Regions from separate parts of the Homo sapiens genome. Here region 2 is linked to region 1. The links are chromatin contacts, found by Hi-C or POLR2A ChIA-PET in ENCODE. All regions are on one chromosome and are shown on one strand. The core of a region is the stretch at or near the end of the contact, and the rest is flanking DNA. Distances in the headings are between cores, read along the strand shown. Region 1 holds the start of C19orf67 (chromosome 19 open reading frame 67). Region 2 holds the start of SLC35E1 (solute carrier family 35 member E1).

Region 1 (5,364 bases), core at 400-2,899:
TAAAAATTTTTGTCCGGGCACAGTGGCTCATGCCTGTAATCCCAGCACTTTGGGAGGCCGAGGTGGGTGGATCATGAGGTCAGGAGTTCAAGATCAGCCTGGCCAAGATGATGAAACCCTGTCTCTACTAAAAATATAAAAAAAAATTAGCTGGGCGTGGTGGTGGGTGCCTGTAATCCTAGCTATTCAGGAGGCTGAGGCAGAGGATTGCTTACACCTGGGAGGCGGAGGGTGCAGTGAGCCAAGATCGTGCCACTGCACTCCAGCCTGGGTGACAAAGTGAGACTCTGTCTCAAAAAAAAATCTTTGTGTGTGTGTGGAGATGAGGGTATGCACTTTGTTGGCCAGGTTGGCCTCGAACTCCCAGCCAAGCAATTCTGCCTGGGATTACAAGCGTGAGCCACCATGCCTGGCCTCAAATATTGTTGAATGGCTAGCAGTTAAGTCCTTGGGTTTATAAGCATTTCCTCAACTGTCCTCCCAAGTCCCCATAAGACAAAAAACTCATAAAATCCCACCTTACAGAAGAGGCAGCTGGCCCGGCACAGAGATGCTGTCTGCCCCGGGTCACACAGGGTGGCATCTGACACCTGTCTGAGTTCTTCACTCAGAGTCTTTAAATATAATTAGCGTATTTGACATAATGTACATTAAAAACTATAAACCTGTCAGCCTTTGTCTACTGCAAAGAATCCACTACAAATATTGGGGCAGGGATCTGTTCTTGGACCATAGTAGTGTCTCCAGACCTCATGGTCCTCTTCATTAAAACAACAGAAAATTCCTTCTGGGCCATCAGATGAGACCATGAGATAGAAGATTTCCAAGTGAAGATTTTGTTTCAAGACAGAGTCTTGCTCTGTCACTCAGGCTAGAGTGTACTGGTGCAATCATAACTGTGGTGACAGCCTCGAACTTTTGGGTACAAGTGATTCTCATGCCTCAGACAACACCCAACTAATATTTTGGTTTTTGTATAGACAGGGTCTTGCTATGTGGCTTAGGCTGGTCTTGAACTCCTGGCCTCAAGCAGTCCTCCCGCTTCAGCCTCCTAAAGTGTCAGGATTACAGACATGAGCCACCAAGTCCAGCCTGAAGATTTTTAAAAATTATTGTTAGTAGTAGTCGCCAGAGTTACTACATCCAAAGTCCCTACTAAGTTCTAAGTAGTCCCTACTAAGTTCTAAGGCAGTTTCTCAACTCATTAGAGTTGTTTTTTGTTTTTAAAGAAAAAAAGAGGCTGGGCACTTTAGGAGACCGACACGGGAGGATCGCTTGAGTCCAGGAGTTTGAGACCAACCTGGGCAACATGGGCCCCCATCTCTAAAAATTTTAAATTAAAAAAATGTTTTAACAACAAAAAGCGTTCTGGGAGTGAGGGGCTGGGGCCTGGGCGGCCTCATTCCATATACCTGTGCCGGGTTGAGGGGTTGGAGACACGTTTAGAGACCCCTCCACTCTAGGAATCCACCTCGAGAGATAAAGGTCCCGGCCCTAGCCACACCCCCAGGACACGGCCAGAGGCCACCTCCCTAGGCGGGTCCCTCCCCACCGCCAGGTTCCTGGAGCGCGTGCGGCGCGTGTGCAGGGGTAGGGGGCCGCAGGCGCGCGGACTGGAGAGGCGCGCCCCTCCCGCGTGTTGAAATTCAAAAGAGGCGAACGGCCCCCGGCGCGGCGGCGCGGCTCCGGTGGAGAGGTCAAGGCAGGGGCCAGTCGGAGGCTCCCGGGGCGGGGTCGAACCCGCGGCCAACCTGAGCAGCAGCGGAAGCTTAAAGAGCTCAGGTTCCCGCCCCCCGGCCCTACCATGGCTACAGAGCAGTGGTTCGAGGGGTCGCTCCCCCTGGACCCTGGAGAAACACCGCCTCCAGACGCCTTGGAACCTGGGACGCCGCCCTGCGGAGACCCCTCCAGGTCGACGCCCCCTGGCAGGCCTGGGAACCCATCTGAGCCGGATCCTGAAGATGCCGAGGGGCGGCTGGCTGAGGCCCGGGCCTCCACGTCTTCCCCCAAACCTCTGGTCCCCCGGCCTGGGCCAGCACCTCCCCGCCTATCCCTGGACACTTTGTTCAGCCCCATCACCCAACAGCTGCGCTACCTACTGAAGAAGGCAGATGATTTCCAGAGCTACTTGCTCTACAGGTGATGCTGGACAGGGTCCCAGGTCCCCATGGGTAAGGAGACTTGGAGGGGAGGCGACAGGATGGGTGACACACACCAGGGTCGCAAAATTACAAGCGCTAGGAGCCAGAGGGAGACAGTGGAAGAAGCTAGCATATTAGAATCCAGTTTAAGAGAATGAGGAAGACTGTAGAATTGCGGGTAGGGGATGGCTGCTATTACTGTCGTGGCAGTGTGGGCCTGGGGTTGTCAAGTCTCTAGGACTTTTTCTCCCAGTTTTTAAGTGCTGTCTTACATTTTGAGCCCTGTGCTGGCTAAACAAGACCCACCTGAGCCAAACTTGGCCTGCAGGACATCAGTTTGAGACTCCAAAGGATAATGTGATTCCCAGACCAGGTTTCCCTGTGACTCTCAATTTCAGTGTCCATTGGAATTTCCTAGGAGGCTGGGTTGGGTTTTGTTTGCGTGTTTGTTTTTGAGATGGAGTCTCACTCTGTCGCCCAGGCTGGAGTGCAGTGGTGCAATCTCAGCTCACTGCAACCTCCGCCTCCCGGATTGAAGCAATTCTCTGCCTCAGCCTCCCGAGTAGCTGGGATTACAGGCGCCCACCAACATGTGTTGCCCGGCTAATTTTTTTCTTTTCTTAGTAGAGACAGAGTTTCACCATCTTGGCCAGACTGGTCTTGAGCTCCTGACCTCATGATCCACCCGCCTTGGCCTCCCAAAGTGCTGGAATTACAGACGTGAGCCACCGCGCCTACCCGAGGCTGGGTTTTTTTGTTTTGTTTTGTTGTTATGTGTTTTTTTGAAATGGAGTCTTGCTCTGTCACCTAGGCTGGAGTGCAGTGGGGCGAACTCAGCTCACTGCAACCTCCGCCTCCCAGGTTCGAGGGATTCTCATGAGGCTGTTTTTTTTTTTTTAATGAGACAGGGTCTCGCTCTGTCACCCAAGCTGGAGTGCAGTGGGGCAGTCATAGCTCACTGCACCCTCGAACTCCTGGTCTCAAGCAATCTTCCCACCTCCACCTCCTGGGTAACTGGGACTACAGGTGCCACCATGCCCAGCTAATTATTTTTGTGTAGAGATGGGTTCTTGCTATGTTGCCTAGGCTTGTCTGGAACTCCTGGCCTCAAGCAATCCTCCAGCCTCAGCCTCCCAAAACTCTAGGATTGCAGGCGTGAGCCACTGCGCCCAGACCCTGCAGGAAGCTCTGGGTCCTAAGTGTTGTGAGACTCAGGTGTCAGCACTTTAACAAGTGTTCCAAATGGGTTTGATGCAGGTAAACCAGAAAGATGTTCAGAAAAGACCTGAAACTGGGGGCTTTTCTAATGGGTCAAAGCCAGGGATACAGGTTGGGATTGAGTAGAATGGGGAAAACTGCGGGGTGGGGAGGGGTTGTGAGGGATTCCAGGCAAAGGCCCCCTTCTTCCTTCAGCAGAGACCAAGTACAGAAGGAGCAGCTGGCCAAGGCCATGCCCACCTTCTTACAGATGTGTGAGCCCTACTTCCTGTACCTGGAGGCAGCCGCGAGAAGCATACCCCCCATCTATGGACCCCTGCAGGAGCTGGTCCGAAAGGGGGTGTGTGGAGGTTTCTTAGACCCCACGCCCCTTTCTTCTCGCAGCTCTGAGCCTGTGGGGATGGTGGAGGGGGAGGCCCACTCCTCGCAGGCCAGCTGATCTCACTGTACCCCCCTCTTGTATGCAGCTGTTAGAGATCTCCCAACAGCTGACCCTGCGCCTGGAACAGCTGGTCCTCATGTACGCTTCCTTTGGGTTCGTGGACCTGGAGGAGATGAACCCCCTTAGGTAAAATGGTAGGAGACTCAGATGGGGGGATGAAGGAGTCCAAGGCCCAGCCTCACCCCTCCATTCTCTCATGTCTCGCCAGCATCTCCTGTTTCTTTTGCGGGAGGTTCTCCATCAGCCTGTCCCATGAGGTCTCCATCTTCAGATACTGTGCCCCAACCGCCTACACTGCCAGCCGCTTCCCCCGCTACCTCTATAAGAAGATGCGCTGGCACCTGGAAGCCACCCCAGAGGCCCCTGGTCGGGGACAAGATTCCCTTGTGGATTAGTAAGTCCTCTTACCCAAATCAAAGTCCTCCCCTTTCTATGATGAATGCCAATATGACCCTCCAAACCGTCACCAGCAAAGTGAAAAGTGAGCCAGGGCCCGAGGCAGTGGCTCACGCCTGTAATCCCAACACTTTGGGAGGCCGAGGCAGGAGGATCACTTGAGCTCAAGAGTTTGAGATCAGCCTGGGCAAGATGGCAAGACCCTGTCTCAACAACAAAGAAATTCGCCAGGCGTGATGGCTGGCACCTGTAGTCCCAGCTACTTGGGAGGCTTAGGCAGGAGGAGCACTTGAGCCCAGGAATCAAGGCTACGGTGAGCTGTGATTGTGCCACTGCACTCCACCCTGAGTGGAAGCAATAATCTGTCTCTTAAAAAAAAAAAAAAGTGAACCAGGAAACTAAAGGCTTTTGAAAGGCTACCTCTATTTTCTTAAAACCCACCCTCCCACCAAAATAAAAGTTCTCATCTTAAAAGTAGGCTGGCAGGGAGAAAAGGCCTTGGAGTCACATTCCTACCTGAGAACTTCAGGGCAACTTCTGATGAGTTCCCACCTCAACTCCAAAATTAAAGCCCTCAACAGAAGTAGCTAGGAAGCTGATCACTTCTAATTACAGCTCCCTCCCCTCCTAGCTACTTTCTGTGCTATCGAGATACTTGGGAAGACACAGGCCAGAGTCCAGCCAATTCGTGCCCACAGATCCAGAAGCTGTGGTCCATCGGCCGATGGGTGCCCCTAGGACCAGCCGAGGATGACCTTTATTCATGGTAGGAGCTAGGGCAATAGCAACGTGGGCCTGGGAGCTGGAGGGGGAGGCAGAACCCCACCAAAGACAATCCACCTTCCCAAACACTTTGCTTCCCTTAGTAGTGATAGCATTTTATTGTGCCCTGAAAAGCACTTCATGCAGACCCCAGTAACAACCCATGGAGATCTATGCTATTGGCCCCATTTAACAAAGAAAACAGGGTGCTCAGAGAAGTTGTTACCTGCCCAAGGACACACAGCTAGCAGAGCGAATGGACAGGTCAGGACCAGTTATTCAGCCTCTAGGAGCCATTACTAAGTCTCTGATCAACAAGGAAACAAGTTTCCCCCGGGGGTTTTTCCCACCCGCAGCTGAAACAAAGCCTCTTTCACCTGAGCCTCTCACTCAAAGGGAGGGACT
Region 2 (5,747 bases), core at 558-3,057, 2.5 Mb before region 1:
GGTGCAGAACACACTCCCCTCCCCAACAAAAGGCCATGGGCAAAGTGGCTTTGAAGGCAGGATGAGGTTGAACCCAGGCCTACCACCCACCAGCTGTGTGGCTCTGAGCTCATCTCTTCACTCCTGTGCACATGTCCCCATTTGGGGGGTGAGAATACCCCAGAGTTGTGAGAACTAAAACACAAAGCATGTCAGTGTGTCAGTGGAAGTATCTGACACTCAGCTGTGCTGTAGGGTGCCTATAGTTATACTTTCCTAATTTCACTGTGCCTATGTTTAACAGCTCTGCTGAGACATGGTGTCCCAAGGATGTGACTTTACTCTGATCCACAGAGGGTACAGCTGGAGGATATTAGGGTGCAGAGCTTGGCCTCCTATCAGCATCTCTAGAGTTTTGGGATAGGTTGCAGCTCCCCACTACCCCTGCCTGCAGGGACTACCATGCCTGTGTCCATGTATCCAGAAGGGCCTAGGGCCTTTGAGAATGCAAGGATAAGCTAAGATACCTTCCAACATTTGGGGAGCCAAGTTGGGTTGCTGCTTTCTACTTTTCTTTGAGACTGGGTCTCGCTCTGTCACCCAGGCTGCAGTGCAGTGGCGCCATCATAGCTCACTGGAACCTTGACCTGGGCTCAAGCCGATCCACCCACCTCAGTCTCCCTAGTAGTGGGTACCACAGGCGTGCGCCACCACGCCTGGCTAATTTTTGTATTTTTTGCAAAGATGAGGTTCTGCCATGTTATCGATGCCACGATCTCCAACTCCTGAGCTCAAGCAATCCGCCCACCTTGGCCTCCCAAAGTGCTGGGATTCCAAGCTTGACTCACTGCACCCAGCCGGTTGCTGCTTCTAATTTGACAAGTAAAAACACTGTAACGGAATTTTAACACCCTTTCCCCGAAAAAGTTGGAGGCACACGATGTGGAGAACAAATTATAGCCCTTGAATTAGTATAAGATCATCTTACTGAAAACCTCGTCCTGTTTTCCTCCACTGGGGCCTCCTGGGGCTGGTCCATCCCGGCTGGTCCTTGGACATCAGCCGTCAGGGCCCGGCACCTCCCCCTTCTGCAGAGCCTTGGAGACAGGTGTCCAAGGACGCTACCATGACCACGGTCCCCAGTGTGGCCAGGAAGCCTAAGACAAGTCGCTTCCCCATTCTGGACTTCGGTCTGTGAAATGCGGACAGTGATACCTACCGCACCGCGTTCCTAGGATTCAGTGGGATGATACCAGGGCCACGCCCGAGAACTGCGCACGTCGCGGTGGTTTCCAGAACATGATTCCAGGGATCGGGTGCTCCGGGATAGTCCCACTGCCAGAGTTTGGCCACGAGCGTGCGCCCCCAGTTTGCAGAGCGAGTTTAGCCCAAGAGCTTTTCACAAATGGTTTCTTTCCCTAAAAGGCCTTTTACCTTTGGTGTCAGCCGCCGCCAGCCATCAGGAATCAGGAATCTAGTTAGCGGTTGCCCTTGTATCCCTGGTCGAGGCCCTGATGTTTGGCCCACGCACAGACGCCGACGCTGCGAAGCCCTCCGCGCTTCTGTTCGCCCGTCCCGTTCGAGCTCCGGCTCCCGGTCACTGGGACCGCCCACGTCTCAGGTGGCACAGCTTGGACGCAGGTCTGTGTCCCCTTCTTCCGCTTCCGGCCTCGGCTCCGCCGGAAGCGCATCTACAGTGGACTGGGCCTGCACTCGAGACGTGGTGGCTGGCGCGTCGGCCGGCGCGGAGGGATGACGCGAGGAGGCAGCGACCAATGGGAAACGGCGTAGACCGGGGCGCCTGCCCCCCCGCCCAGCCCCGCCCCCGCCCGGCGTCGGGCCGTCGGACGGGCTGGAAGGGGCGGCCGCTCGGGCAGGATGGCGGCGGCCGCGGTGGGCGCGGGCCACGGCGCGGGGGGCCCGGGCGCAGCGAGCAGCAGTGGTGGGGCGCGCGAGGGCGCGCGGGTGGCGGCGCTGTGCCTGCTGTGGTACGCGCTGAGCGCGGGCGGCAACGTGGTCAACAAGGTGATCCTGAGCGCCTTCCCGTTCCCGGTGACCGTGTCGCTGTGCCACATCCTGGCTCTGTGCGCTGGGCTCCCGCCGCTGCTGCGCGCCTGGCGCGTGCCCCCCGCGCCGCCCGTCTCGGGCCCCGGACCCAGTCCGCATCCGTCGTCCGGCCCGCTGCTGCCGCCGCGCTTCTACCCGCGCTACGTGCTACCGCTCGCCTTCGGCAAGTACTTCGCGTCCGTGTCAGCGCACGTCAGCATCTGGAAGGTGCCCGTGTCCTATGCACACACCGGTAGGTTCCGCGCCCGGCCTCGGGGGCGGCGGCCGGGCCCGCCGCTTCGGGTTTGGGCGCATGGATAGGAGTGCGCCGCCCGGGGCGCGTCCCGCCGGACTGAGAAGTCAGCAGAGGGGCTGCCAAGGGTTTGGTAGGGGAGGGACACGCACGGGGTTCTCAGGGAGAAGAGGAGCTGAGAAGAGAGCTGAGAGGTAAGCAGGACAGACCACAACAGCCGTGGCAGGAGGAAGCCCTACCGAAAGAGAAGGGGCGAAGAGGTGTGAGGGGCTGCCAGGCCCTCCCATCCCGCCGTGGAGGTGGAACAGGTTGGGCCCTGAAATTCAGGCAGCCCCCTGAGTGCCCATCCCTCTCTTTGCAGTCAAGGCCACCATGCCCATCTGGGTGGTCCTCCTGTCCCGGATCATTATGAAGGAGAAGCAGAGCACCAAGGTAACCCCGGGCAGGGACTCTGGGCAGATGGGAGCTCCAGGGGGTTCCTCCCTGTTGCCAACTGGTGACGTGGTCAGGATCCTGGTCTGCAGGCTGCCTGGCTTCCCGTCAAATAGGGAAGTCAGTGTAGAGGTCTCCAGTGGCCTTTTACTACTCAAGTTCTAGAATCACCCTGTGAGCAGTGGTGTGTGGAGTATGTGTCCCTCTGTGATCTCTGCTGTGTGGTCTTAGGAACACTGTTGTCCCTTTCAGATCCAATTTTCCTCCCCGTTTTGATTCCCTACCTGGGTTTGCTGGTAGGTGATGGGTTGGTCACATCTTGGCCATACACCCCATGTGTGGCCTTTCCAGTGGGACTAGGGATGGATGGATCAGAACGCTGTCGGTTAGGTGTTCACTTTTTTTTTTTTTTTTTTGAGACGGAGTTTTACTCTTGCCCAGCCTGAAGTCCAGTGACACAATCTCAGCTCACTGCAACCTCCGCCTCCCAGGTTCAAGCAGTTCTCCTGCCTCAGCCTCTCAAGTAGTTGGGACTACAGACGTGCACTACCACACCTGGCTAATTTTTTTGTATTTTTAATAGAGACAGGGTTTCACCATGTTGCCAGGCTGGTCTCAAACTCCTGACCTCAAGTGATCCGTCCGCCTCAGCCTCCCAAAGTGCTGGTATTACAGGCGTCAGCCACTGCACTTGGCTAGGTTTTCACTTCTTGACAAGAGATTTCTGTCAGGGGACCTCTGGGATCAGAAGCCAGACGCGATCCAAGGAGTTCGATCTTGGCAAAATCCAGCAAAGTCTTAGAAATTAAAACAGCCAGAAGTTGTGATGGTCTGGGAACGGAAGCGAAAGTGGCACACAGGACTCAGGGCTGCATAAGGAGGATGCTTTGGGCACAGTCCAAATTCTGTTCAAGATGCCAAGCCAGGGTATTTCCTGGCTTGGGGCAAGAATAGCCATGGCTTTAGCCGGAGACAGCTTTATCCCGTATTCTTAAGTGGAAGTTGGGCGCTTGTTGTCTCAGCCGGAATCCATTTCATGCTGATGCTGGACACCGTGCCTCTTTTCCAAGTGGTTGGTTTCTGGCATGTTGTATTTTATGTAACTCAGAGAGGTAGTGCCCTGGATCGGCTTATAGAAATTGGGCCACCTATGGCTGATTTTTTTTTATTCCTGCCTGTCTTTGTCTCAGCAAGACCTGTGTGTGCTCTGTAGCCCTGCTCCCCCAGGGTGATGTCAGGCTGTGACTTGGCTCCTGAGAAGTCAGAGTTGTCCCTGAGGTGTGTAGCTGCATCACCGGATATCATCGTGTGTATCAGGTTTCCCCGTTGTACGGGACATTGTACCCAGCTTGGGCAAGGAGCCGGAACTTCACACAGTGAGGAAAGACTGGGAATTGGCCCGGTTAGGCAGCCAGACTAATTATAATGACATCATAACTTCTAGGAACCTGCCCTGCAAGGCAGATAAGGCCAGTAGTCATCATTCCTGATCTCAGGTTTTCCTGAGATGGACTGAGAGGGGAGAATCATGTGCCTGAGGGCCACAGCCTGATATTCGGGAAGCTGGAATTCAGGTCCACAGCCCTCGGTCTGCCCTCCTTGTGGCATGACCACTCCCTCCTAAAATCTCCACCTCTCCTATCTCTCCTTAAGAGTGTTTGTTTTTCTGAGACGGAGTCTCCCTCTGTTGCCCAGATTGGAGTGCCGTGGTGCGATCTCAGCTTACTGCAAGCTCCGCCTCCTGGGTTCAAGCGATTCTTGCCTCAGCCTCCCGAGTAGCCGGGATTGCAGGCGCGTTCCATCACTCCTGGCTAATTTTTGTATTTTCAATACAGACAGGGTTTTACCATGTTGGCCAGGCTGGTCTCAAACTCCTGACTTCAAGTGATCTGCCCTCCTCAGCCTCCCAAAGTGAAGAGTGTTCTTTGTAGGACAGGATTGAGCCGAGAGTCAGAAGAGCTGGACACGCGGGAATGGATCCTGGTGGATCCTGGAAGTTGGGAGTTGTTTAGCCCTGCATGCCAGACCTTCTAGAAGGCTCTCTGTCACTATGTTTGCTACTCGTTCATTCAGCTAGCAGCTATTGAGTGCCTACTGAGTGCTAGGCACCAGGATAAAGCAGTGAACAAGGACCTGCTCTAAGGTACACTAACGGGACCGGATGATGTAACAGACAGAGTGGGTGGAGAGGCTGGGCACGGTGGCCCACGCTTGTAATCCCAGCACTTTGGGAGGCCAAGGTGGGCAGATCACGAGGTCAAGAGATCGAGACCATCCTGGCCAACATGGCAAAACCCCATCTTTACTAAAAATACAAAAATTAGTTGGGCGTGGTGGTAGGCACCTGTAGTCCCAGCTACTCAGAAAGCTGAGGCAGAAGAATCGGTTGAACCTGGGAGGCAGAGGTTGCAGTGAGCCGAGATCATGCCACTGCATTCCATCCTGGTGACAGAGCGAGACTCCGTCTCAAAAAAAAAAAAAAAGAGTGAGTGGAGAGCTCTCTGCTGGGGAAGTCCAGGCAGTGGCCCTGGGAGCACAGCACAGGAGCCTCCCAAGGTGGAGGTGGGTTGGAGAAAGCACTCCTTGTGGAGGCAGGAGGTCACTGGGAGGAGAAGGCATCAGTGGAGTGTGCCAGCCAGGAGTAACCATACTGGAAGAGCCTGAAGTAAGAGGGAATGGGGGCTGGGCACAGTGGCTCACACCTGTAATCCCAGTACTTTGGGAGGCCAAGGTGGATGGATGACGTGGATCAGGCGTTCAAGACTAGCCTGGCTAACATGGCGAAATCCTGTCTCTACTAAAAGTACAAAAAAATTGGCCGGGCGTGGTGGCACATCCCTGTAATCCCAGCTACTGGGGAGTCTGAGGCAGGAGAATCGCTTGAACCCGGGAAGCAGAGGTTGCAGTGAGCCACGATTGTGCCACTACACTCCAGCCTGGGCGACAGAGCGAGACTTTGTCTCAAAAAAACTATTTTTTAAAAAGAGGGAATGGGGGAGCCTTATAGAGGATCAGGGCTTCAAACCCTGGTGCGTCA

What was found. Hi-C counts contacts between places; a loop is a spot of excess contacts on that map. ChIA-PET counts read pairs that join two places held with the same protein, here RNA polymerase II (POLR2A). Pooled maps may share reads with other maps.
Region 2: a pooled map shows a loop between it and region 1 (4-fold over the local background). The contact joins the promoter of SLC35E1 here to the promoter of C19orf67 in region 1. A Hi-C loop is called at or near these places in 4 of 50 pooled maps. POLR2A ChIA-PET finds 5 or more read pairs at or near these places in 3 of 52 experiments (AG04450, GM12878 and activated T-cell).

The regions. Positions count from the first base shown.
Region 1 is chr19:14,082,068-14,087,431 of GRCh38, reverse strand. C19orf67 (chromosome 19 open reading frame 67) reads left to right here and starts at 1,649. Exons shown (of 6, transcript NM_001277378.2): 1 at 1,649-2,139; 2 at 3,555-3,699; 3 at 3,827-3,927; 4 at 4,010-4,195; 5 at 4,829-4,963. The coding sequence starts at 1,805. RefSeq lists an enhancer at 5,362-5,364.
Region 2 is chr19:16,568,475-16,574,221 of GRCh38, reverse strand. It overlaps SLC35E1 (solute carrier family 35 member E1), which reads left to right and starts at 1,807. Exons shown (of 6, transcript NM_024881.5): 1 at 1,807-2,278; 2 at 2,640-2,710. The coding sequence starts at 1,858. LOC105372295 (a long non-coding RNA gene) reads right to left here and starts at 1,672. Exons shown (of 3, transcript XR_936360.3): 1 at 1,414-1,672. RefSeq lists enhancers at 1,501-1,590, 898-1,772, 4,182-4,682 and silencers at 1,691-1,910, 2,041-2,150, 2,311-2,440.